2 separate regions of the Homo sapiens genome follow, and region 1 is linked to region 2. The links are chromatin contacts, found by Hi-C or POLR2A ChIA-PET in ENCODE. All regions are on one chromosome and are shown on one strand. Each heading gives the region's core, a stretch centred on a gene start or an enhancer-like site at or near the end of the contact. The rest is flanking DNA. Distances are from core to core; before and after follow the strand shown.

The links. A loop is a pair of places that touch in the nucleus more often than their neighbours do. ChIA-PET counts read pairs that join two places held with the same protein, here RNA polymerase II (POLR2A). Pooled maps may share reads with other maps.
Region 1: a pooled map shows a loop between it and region 2 (2.5-fold over the local background). The contact joins the enhancer-like site here to the promoter of SPMIP3 in region 2. A Hi-C loop is called at or near these places in 3 of 50 pooled maps. POLR2A ChIA-PET finds 5 or more read pairs at or near these places in 2 of 52 experiments (BJ and HEK293T).

Annotation. Positions count from the first base shown.
Region 1 is chr1:244,270,739-244,275,314 of GRCh38, forward strand. All of the region lies in intron 1 of LOC105373262 (a long non-coding RNA gene), which reads right to left. Among named protein-coding and RNA genes, the nearest start is that of SPMIP3, 80 kb to the right of the region's middle. RefSeq lists a silencer at 2,324-2,550. Within about 2 kb of position 3,218, at least 21 of the 41 ENCODE cell types and tissues checked have a DNase peak (open chromatin) inside an H3K27ac peak, as active enhancers do.
Region 2 is chr1:244,349,151-244,353,884 of GRCh38, forward strand. It overlaps SPMIP3 (sperm microtubule inner protein 3), which reads left to right and starts at 3,485. Exons shown (of 5, transcript NM_001012970.3): 1 at 3,485-3,584. RefSeq lists an enhancer at 1,435-1,494.

The DNA.
Region 1 (4,576 bases), core at 1,968-4,467, 79 kb before region 2:
GGTGGGGCCCTGATGAATGGAATTAGTGCCCTTATGAGAACAGACACAAGAGCACTCTCTCACTCTCTCTGCCACATGAAGATACAGTGAGAAAAAGCCACCTGCCAACCAGGAAGGGGACCCTCGCCAGACTCTGGATCGGCCTGCTCCTTGATCTTAGACTTCCCAGCCTCCCACCTTCAGAACTCAGGAATAAAATGTTGTTGCTCAAACCACCCAGCCAAGCCAAGCCAAGACACTATCTCACAAACCCAGACTTCCTGACACATAAACCCAAGAGCACCACACAGATACATTTCCTCATAAGGACTGTCAAGTCTCTGATTGAAAAAATTAAGAATTCTATTTAAGGTGGGTGGATAGACTGGGAATGTGAAAGGACTCTACAAAAATGAATGATACATCTTTGCTTAGATCTGGAATATGCTGGAAAATACTAAGTCACAGACCAAGTCCTCCTTTGCAATGTCAGCAAACTTTGACCCAAGGGCCGAATTTGTTTCCCCTCCTGCCTATTTTTCTCTTACACTGGAACACAGCCATGCTCATTCATGTACGTATTCTCTACAGCTGCTTGTACGCTAAAACCCCAAAAGTGAATAGTTGTAACTGAGCCTGTATGGCCTGCAAAGCCTAAAGTATTGACTATCTGGCCCTTTCCAGAAAAGTTTTCAACCCCTGATCTATTGGAATACATTTGAGTCTTCTATCGTAAGTGTCCATAAATCTGAGGCTGAATGCTGGAAATTGAACTATTTAGCTCTAGAGCCAGTTAAGGTTTACAAGGCCCAGTGGTTGGAAATTGAGACCAAATGAATCTGAAGGTGAGAACCAAGAGGTTTCCGCCTCATCACTGTGTAGTTCTGAAGCGAACTGTAGATCAAAAGAAGGCTTGAAAAGAAAAAAGCAACAAAATAAAAATGAGTTTTTTAAATGCTAGGCAGCAAAATGGAATTGAAACAGGACTAACCTGAGAGTTAGCCAGCTGTGCCGTAGTGCCTGGTCTGCCACCAATGAGGTGTGCGATGGGGGCAATTGCTTCACTTCCCAGGGGCTGTTACATGATTTGTAAAATGAAAGGCTCACTCATTCACCAAACATTTCTTGAACTCCTCCTAGGGGGAGCTTGCTGTCTTAGACACGAACGTCTGGACCCGCTAATCTCTAAGATGCCTTTCCAGCTTTAGAGCTCAATTTAAAGTGTTGGGTGATACCGGAGCTTTGTGGAGTGGCTATGCGAGGTGCCTGGAGTTAACATTCACACAGTGCTTTTGGTTCTGCGGCATTTTAATGATATTCACCATGGTAGTAATTTATCGCCATCTCTTCTTTCCAAATAGATAGCGTATTAGTGTAAGTCCAGTCCATCAAGCAAGCTTCTTCCATCTGCGAGGGAGGAGGCAGCCCCCGGACAGCTGTGGTTGGGACCTTCACCTTGAATTATGTAACAGTAGCAGGGGATGGGCAGATTGGCCTTCTGAATTATGCTTCCTTAGACTGGCATTTACATGAGTTCGCGGACCCTAAACACTCACCAGCAGACACAGCGAGGATGGCTTTATCCCTGGAGTAATTAATCCATGTAGCAAAGGGATCTCCAAGGTGCTGCCAACAGTCTTGGGATAATTGAGACCTTACAGCAAATAAATCCCCCAGAATCACGACCGCTTTCACCATCCCAAAGCCCCAAAGTGAGAACCACCTTCCAAAAACTCAGAATCCAAAGCCTGTTAATCCCCTTTTGTGGCAAGCCCATCCTCCTGGCCTGCCTGCCCTGCTCTCCTCCCCCATAATACCCATTCAGGGCAGTGACCCCAGTTGGCAACCCGGAGCCGCGTGGGCTGTGGTCAAACGACACCCAGATGAAAACTGCAGCTGATGGCCTGGCCTTTCGGGTCAGTAGCTGCTGTGCACAGCTCTCTCCCTGCCTCCTGAAGTTCAAATGCCAGCCTGATTTCTATCTGGAAGCATCCCAGCCCAAACATGGAACAAAAGTTCCCTCTGACAAGCCCATTTGGGTTCCAAAGTATGTTTTTATGTTTGTTGGCAAATAGAACTGTCACCAGCAACAATAACAACACTGTTTTCCCTCCACTGAAGCTACTTCATTTCTTCACATTTGTTCCAGGGCTGGAACTGGACAGATGAATAATGTAGGCTAGGCGGCTGGCCCAAGTCCTGACCTCGTGCCTCCAAAAGCAAACACAGAGGTGAAAATGGAGACTTGTTTGTTTGAACTCTCACTGCCTAATTTAAAAAAGAAAAGGCAAAAAGAAAAACAAACCTCCCACCATCCTATTTCATCAATGTAGACACTGATGGGTTTTGTTTTGTTTTGTTTTGTTTTTCTTTTCTTTTCTTTTCTTTTTTTTTTTTTTTTTTTTCCATGTCTTACTTTTTGAAACATGGAACTACAGCCCTCTACTGGTGCAAGGAATGAAGCCAATTTCTCAATCATCGAGGCTACCCTGCCATCTTGTGGCCATGTGAGGGATGCACACGTGTAGATCAATTTCTCAGCATCACAAAACAGTCTAGGTAAGACGTTGGAAGGGTTCTTCAAAATATTCACATGGACTTTCATTTAAGACATTTCTTGTATCGTTTGGGGAAAACATCAATGGGATTTGGAGTCAGAATGTTGGTTCCTGCGTTTAAGCTCTGTCAGTGATTTGTGACATCATCCCTGAGCAAATAATTTCATTTTTAGGAACCTGTTTTCTCATCTGTAAAATGGAGGTCATAATAAATGTTTGATTCTTGGAGTTTTGTAGTGTTTACATAAGATCATGCATATGAAGAGTGCCTTGTCCACTTTAAAATCATATGCACATGAATATATTAAAAATCCCTAGAGAAGTAGTTTCTATCATCATACTTGGTAAAACTTTAGAAACTTGAAATCGGTTTCAATGACTAACCTTACTATAGTCTAAAGCCCTGGCCTCAGAATAAAGAGAAGGACTTTACACTGTCTCATGCTTTCCTAAAGATACATACTGCCAAGTCCTCTCCGTTTTCATTTTTCTGATTTAAGTCAAGTCAGTTTCTTCGGCCTTGCTTCACGGGGCCAGCCAATGAATAATGAGGAGTGTAGATGCGTCTTGGGAGGTGAAATAACTTTGCTTACATGGAATCGCAAAGTGCTCATTAGTGTGGGGGCTTAGGTATTTGGCTCCCTCGTCTTTTGGAAAAAGCCCAAACCAGACACAGCAGCTAAAGGAGCCCTCATAGGATGTCTGTGCTGCACGATGCTGACGCAAGATGACTCATCACACACTAGCTGGGTTTGGCCACTGCTTCTGTGCAGCTGTTTGCAGAAAGCCAAAAATTTCTGGTGCCAAGCTGGGGGCTTGGTGAACAAACCCAAATGTTACTGTCCTCATCTCCTGCTAAATTTCAGTCCTGCTCGGGCCGTGGCCCAACCAGTGTTAAGTCTACTGATGAAAGTCCAAGTCACTGTCCTCTGTGCCCTCTCGTTACTGTGTCCTCAGGTTACTGAATTTATCATTCATCTCACTGATGCATAAGGTAGGCTTAGGGTACATTTGGCAGCAGGATCAATAGTTTTGCAAAGAGAAAATAGATGCCAGCCAAAGGAACATCGAATCCTTGGGCGAATGATGAGGACGGATGACTCATGTCCAGGCCATCTTCCCTCCGGGCTGGGCTCCGCTGTCTCCATACTCACCTTCTGTCTCCAAGTTTGGTTCACTAGGCCCATCCTCAGGAAGCCTCCCTTAGGATCCAGGATGAGTCACCAGCACCCCAAGTGTGCTCGCTGGTGAGGATTATAGGAGGGGGAGGTAGGCTGTGTCTACAGGAGATCCTGGGGCACATCTGGGGGATGGAGGTGAAAGGTTATCCCTCTGTCCTACAGAATGAGGGTCCCCCTTCAATCCCCTAGAGGTGACATGCCAGAACGCCTGAATCAGAGAAGGCACTCATTCCTCCCACCTAACTCTTTTTATTTTTTTTAATACTGAGTCTTGCTCTGTCACTCAGGCTGGAGGGCAGTGGTGGGCTCCCAGATCACTGCAACCTCCGCCTCTCAGGTTCAAGTGATTCTCCTGCCTCAGCCTCCCGAGTAGCTGGGATTATAAGTGCACACCACCATGCCCAGCTAACTTTTGTATTTTTGGTAGAGATGGGGTTTCATCATGTTGGCCAGGCTGGTCTCGAACTCCTGACCTCAAGCAATCCACCTGTCTTGGCCTCCCAAAGTGCTGGGATTACAGGCGTGAGCCATTGCACCCGGCCTCTTCCACCAAACTCTTACAGGGTTATCCCAGAATCTTCCAGAGACACCACCCTGTGGATGCAACCTGGGGCTTTCTTCTCCACAGGCCATGTCTGAAAATAGGAGGTTCTTCCTCTCTTCCACACTGGGAGAGAGATAGCAGTCAGGGAGAGAGAGCAGACGGGGAGAGAGATAGCAGTCAGGGAGAGATAGCAGTCAGGGAGAGATAGCAGTCAGGGAGAGAGATAGCAGTCAGGGAGAGAGAGCAGACAGGGAGAGAGATAGCAGTCAGGGAGAGAGATAGCAGTCAGAGAGAGAGAGAGCAGACAGAGAGAG
Region 2 (4,734 bases), core at 2,235-4,734:
TGTGTAGCAACACGTGGAAGGGAGTGAAGAAAACAGGATTTGGCAAAGGGAGAAGCTGAACTATGAGTCACTTACTTCAGATGCGTCAGCCAATGCCACGGAAAGCTCTGAAACTAGAATGGAACTCCAGAGATGTCCCAAATTCAAGCAAGAAGGCTGGACTTTTGTATCCCCGTGTTAATCAATCTTTGGACATGGGCTACCCCAGGAAGGGTGTGTAATCTTGGGTAATGCCAATTCTTGGCACATAAGTGAACTATGATCTAGGAGCAGGCAAAGCTTTCAGCTGGGGAATAGGACCTTGGTCCTCAAGAGGGCCTCCAGAAAGTGCATCGGGCTCTGCGGCAGGGGACTTCCCAGTCTGGGCCAGGACCCAGCCCAAGAGGACGGATTGCTTTTCTTTGTCATATCTCTTGTTCTCTTTTAATCTAGAAGAGTTTCTCAGCCTTCTGGTATCTTTTTTGACTTTATCATTTTTAAAGAGTCCAGGCCAGTTATGCTGTAGAATGTTTGAATTTGTCTAATCTTTCCTTCTGACTGAAATTCAGATTATTTTTCTTTGACTCATCATTTCTTTCCTCTCTTAGTGGGTCAGGCACTTCCCCTGCGGGTCATGTTGCTGCTCCATCTAATTATCGTCTGGCGGCCAGCAGAGGAAATGGTAAATCCTGAAGCGGTGGTGAGACGACCCCTGCATTATCTTCAAGCCGTCAAGCCAGGGAGGAATAATAACCCCGGACAGAGAGGAATCTGAGTTTGCAAGCCGTCAAGTGCATTGACCTCTTTGTCCTCAACCAAATCTGAGGTCACCAATCCTTTCCAAACTCAGCCATGATGTTGGCAGAGCAGATTTGCCAGGTTCTTCTCGGGGGCCCCACTACCCTTATATTTAAATCCTTAGTCTAATTCTCATCTTTTCCTGCCCCCCTGCTGCAGGAAATGAGAGCCCCTCTGTATGCTGCAAAGGGGGAGCCCTGCTTTCACACTTTGCCTAAATTAATGATGATGTTTACCGTCTTACTGCAAAGCATAGATTGTACTCATCAGGAACCAGCCAGTTTCATTACTCTCATAATGACTTCTCCAACCTCTCAAATGCCTGAGAAACTGCACCTGCCAGTTGCTTCCTCCTCCTCCTACTCTGTCCTTTTGTGCTGTAAGTGAAACTTTTTTTTTTTTTTTTTTGAAACGGAGTTTTGCTCTTGTTGCCCAGGCTGGAGTGCAATGGCTCGATCTCGGCTCACTGCAAGCTCTGCCTCCCGGATTCAAGCGATTCTCCTGCCTCAGCCTTCCGAGTAGCTGGGATTACAGGCATGCGCCACCACGCCCGGCTAATTCTGTATTTTTAGTAGAGACGGGGGTTTCACCATGTTGGCCGGGCTGGTCTCGAACTCCCGACCTCAGGTGATCCGCCCGCCTTGACCTCCCAAAGTGCTGGGATTACAGGCGTGAGCCACCACGCCCGGCTTAAGTGAAAGTTTTAACACTTGCTTCCCTACAGAATGCCAGGGGCTAGCCCTACTCCACCTCCCACCGGTAAGGAGGACTTTACTGATAGCCTGCTGGTGTGACCTGCACGTATATATCCAGATGGCCTGAAGTAACTGAAGAATCACAGAGGAAGTGAAATTTAAATGGCCTGTTCCTGCCTTAACTGATGACATTCCACTACAAAAGAAGTGAAAATGGCCGGTCCTTGCCTTAACCGATGACATTACCTTGTGAAATTCCTCCTCCTGGCTCATCCTGGCTCAAAAAGCTCCCCCACGGAGCACCTTGTCACCCCCACTCCTGCCCGCCAGAGAACAACCCCCCTTTGACTGTAATTTTCCTTTACCTACCCAAATCTTATAAAACGGCCTCACCCCTATCTCCCCTTTGCTGACTCTCTTTTCGGACTCAGACGGCCTGCACCCAGCTGATTAAAAAGCTTTATCGCTCACACAAAGCCTGTTTGGTTGTCTCTTCACACGAACGCGAGTGAAACTTTCTTCTTTGTACTTTCTGTTATATTGCCAGGTATGTCTTACGTAAAGAACATGGGGATTTTTTGTTCATTTTTTTTCCTCAGTGAAGAATACTGGTTATTACTCTTAAAACGCCTTTGACGTCAAATAGCTGGATTCAAATCATAGATTCATTACGGCCTCGTTGTGTGACTGTTAGGCAAGTTCCGTAGCTTCTTCTCTTAGCCTTCATTTCAAATAGAAATACTTCATTTTCAAAAGAGAATCTCCTTCCATGGTGGTGGTGGAGATTCTAGATGGTGTGTGTCTAATAGCTAAAAAAACGTGTGGTGCTCACTCAACAAATCAAACCAATTTATCCTTTCTCTTAGTGTGGTTCCAGTTTGTTGCTTCTGTCCTCATATATTTATTTAAGTTTTCCCTAGCTTATCTGCTTTCAACAAAATGCTGTCACCAAGACTCTGTCATTACATTATTTTATGCCTGTTCCATGTAGGTTAAGCTCCCAGCAGGAACCCAGCCTGGCCCCTGGTCTCTCCTGAGTGCCTTCTGGAATCTTATGGAAATATTTTACATTCTAACCTGCAAACTGTATATAAGTGAGAAGTGTCCCTGTTTCCAGGACAACCTACTGTAGATAATGCCAGTGTTGGCTGGGTGTGGTGGCTCACGCCTGTAATCCCAGCACTTTGGGAGGCCGAGGCGGGAGGATCATGAGGTCAGGAGATCGAGACCATCCTGGCCGTGGTGAAACCCCGTCTCTACTAATATACAGAAACTTAGCCGGGCGTGGTGGCACGCGCCTGTAGTCCCAGCTACTCAGGAGGCTGAGGCAGGGGAATCGCTTGAATCCGGGAGGCAGAGCTTGCAGTGAGCCGAGATTGTGGCACTGTACTCCAGCCTGGGCAACAGAGACTCCATCACAAAAAAAAAAAAAGAAAAAAAAATGCCAGTGTTTCGTTTTGGTTTGGTTTGGTTTTGACAGAGGTTGGTCAGAATAAATATTTTTGCCACTCTCTTCTTCTCAGGTTATGGCTTGCTTCTATATAGTGGTGCTGTTGTGATACTCCATGGATTGGTTTGCAGCATATTTTTAAATAATTAAAATTATCCTTTGATACCTGCAAAGGAGCAGGTTGGAGCCTGACCTAACCTTGGACAAGGCGGGGCTGGCCTCATCTGCCCCTCGTGCCAAACCATCCTTCCTCAATTCCAGCTTGCAAAGGGCAGGACTCCTCAGTGTGGCACCACCCAGATTTTCACCTTACGTTGTCCTTGGGACAATCTTTACAGGAAAGCAAGCTCTAGTGATTAGATAGCCTGGTTATTTGCCTACATGATTTTCCTTTTCACAGTAATTTTTGCCCCTTCTTTCATGTGCAGCTGGTCTCTCCCTAGAGACCAAAGGAGCACTCTTTTTCTAAGCCCAGGACCTGAAAGGCATTGCCTGGCAAAACCTTGCAAGCCAGTGTGCGTCACAATACCCTTTGAATGATGTAAAGGAATCAGGCCCTGCCACTCTGCAGTTGATCCAGCAGCAGGAGGCAGCTGTACCCATCACTGTCCTCAGAGTACTTTTAAGAACAAGGAGGTCTCTGCCCACGGCAGCCCAAGCAGGTAATAGCGGTTGGTTGTTACTGCCTGTACCTCTCTCTCGCCTCATTTAGAGGTTGCATTACTAAATGGTTGACTGCATTTCAAATATTTTAGAGACAGGAACTCACAACATAAAGAAACTTCATGGCAAGCCTTTTGGTAAAGCAAAAATGTCTTTTGGAAAGTGAATACTCATCTCTCTCAACTTTGAATTCTTGTCATAGTTTTAACTCAACGTGTCTTTTTTTTCTTAGAAACGGGTACACCTATATTAAATAAGATAATTGGTTCTCTGTGATACAAGAAGACCTAGGTTTTAAAAACTGTGAACTAGATTAACAGGTTACTGAGTTAGCTGATCGATTGATTTATTCACTCATTCTGAAGTATGCATCAAGCACTCCTTGGACAGCGAACACTTTGCAAGAGAATGAGTTAGGAGAAGGACAAAGAGAGTGAAGATCGTGGCCACCAAACGAAGTGGTCCCCAACATCTAGGAGCTCACATTTTACCTGAAGAGACAAAGTGCTGTATAAAACAGATGTCTTGGCCAAGCGTGGCGGCTCACACCTATAATCCCAACACTCTGGGAGGCCGAGGTGGGAGAATCACTTGAGCCCAGGAGTTTGAGACCAGCCCGGGCAACGTAGCAAGGTCCTGTCTCTGTTTAAGAAAACAAACAACAACAACAACAACAAAAAACCCAGATGTCTCGTTGTTTGAAGAATTTCTAGAACCTTATCCAAAGCCTGGTGGAGAGTTGTCACTAATTTTTCTTAAATAATAAAATGAATAAATCAATTCAGAAACCAATAAACCAAAAAGGAAAGGACTCAGAACCAAAATGCGTAGGAGAATCTCCCAGGGGCTCTGGGAATTCACAGGAGGGAAATGGGCCATTTGAAACTCAGAAGAGAGGCCTCCTAGGGAACGTATGTAGGACCTGAACAAAGCCCTGAAGAATGGGCTTAATTTAGGCTAGAGAAGGAAAAAAGAAAGAGTATTCAGGCAGCAGAATTCATTACAGAACTGGTGAGAGTCAGGGGAGAAGGGAACCAACCTTCCTGAACTGGGAAAACTGCCTGCCTGAGAAAACAGAAGCAACAGGGGACTATCAAAGTAACTCATTGCTGCGAGCCCTCTTCTAAACAGCCTCTCATCGCACAGGCT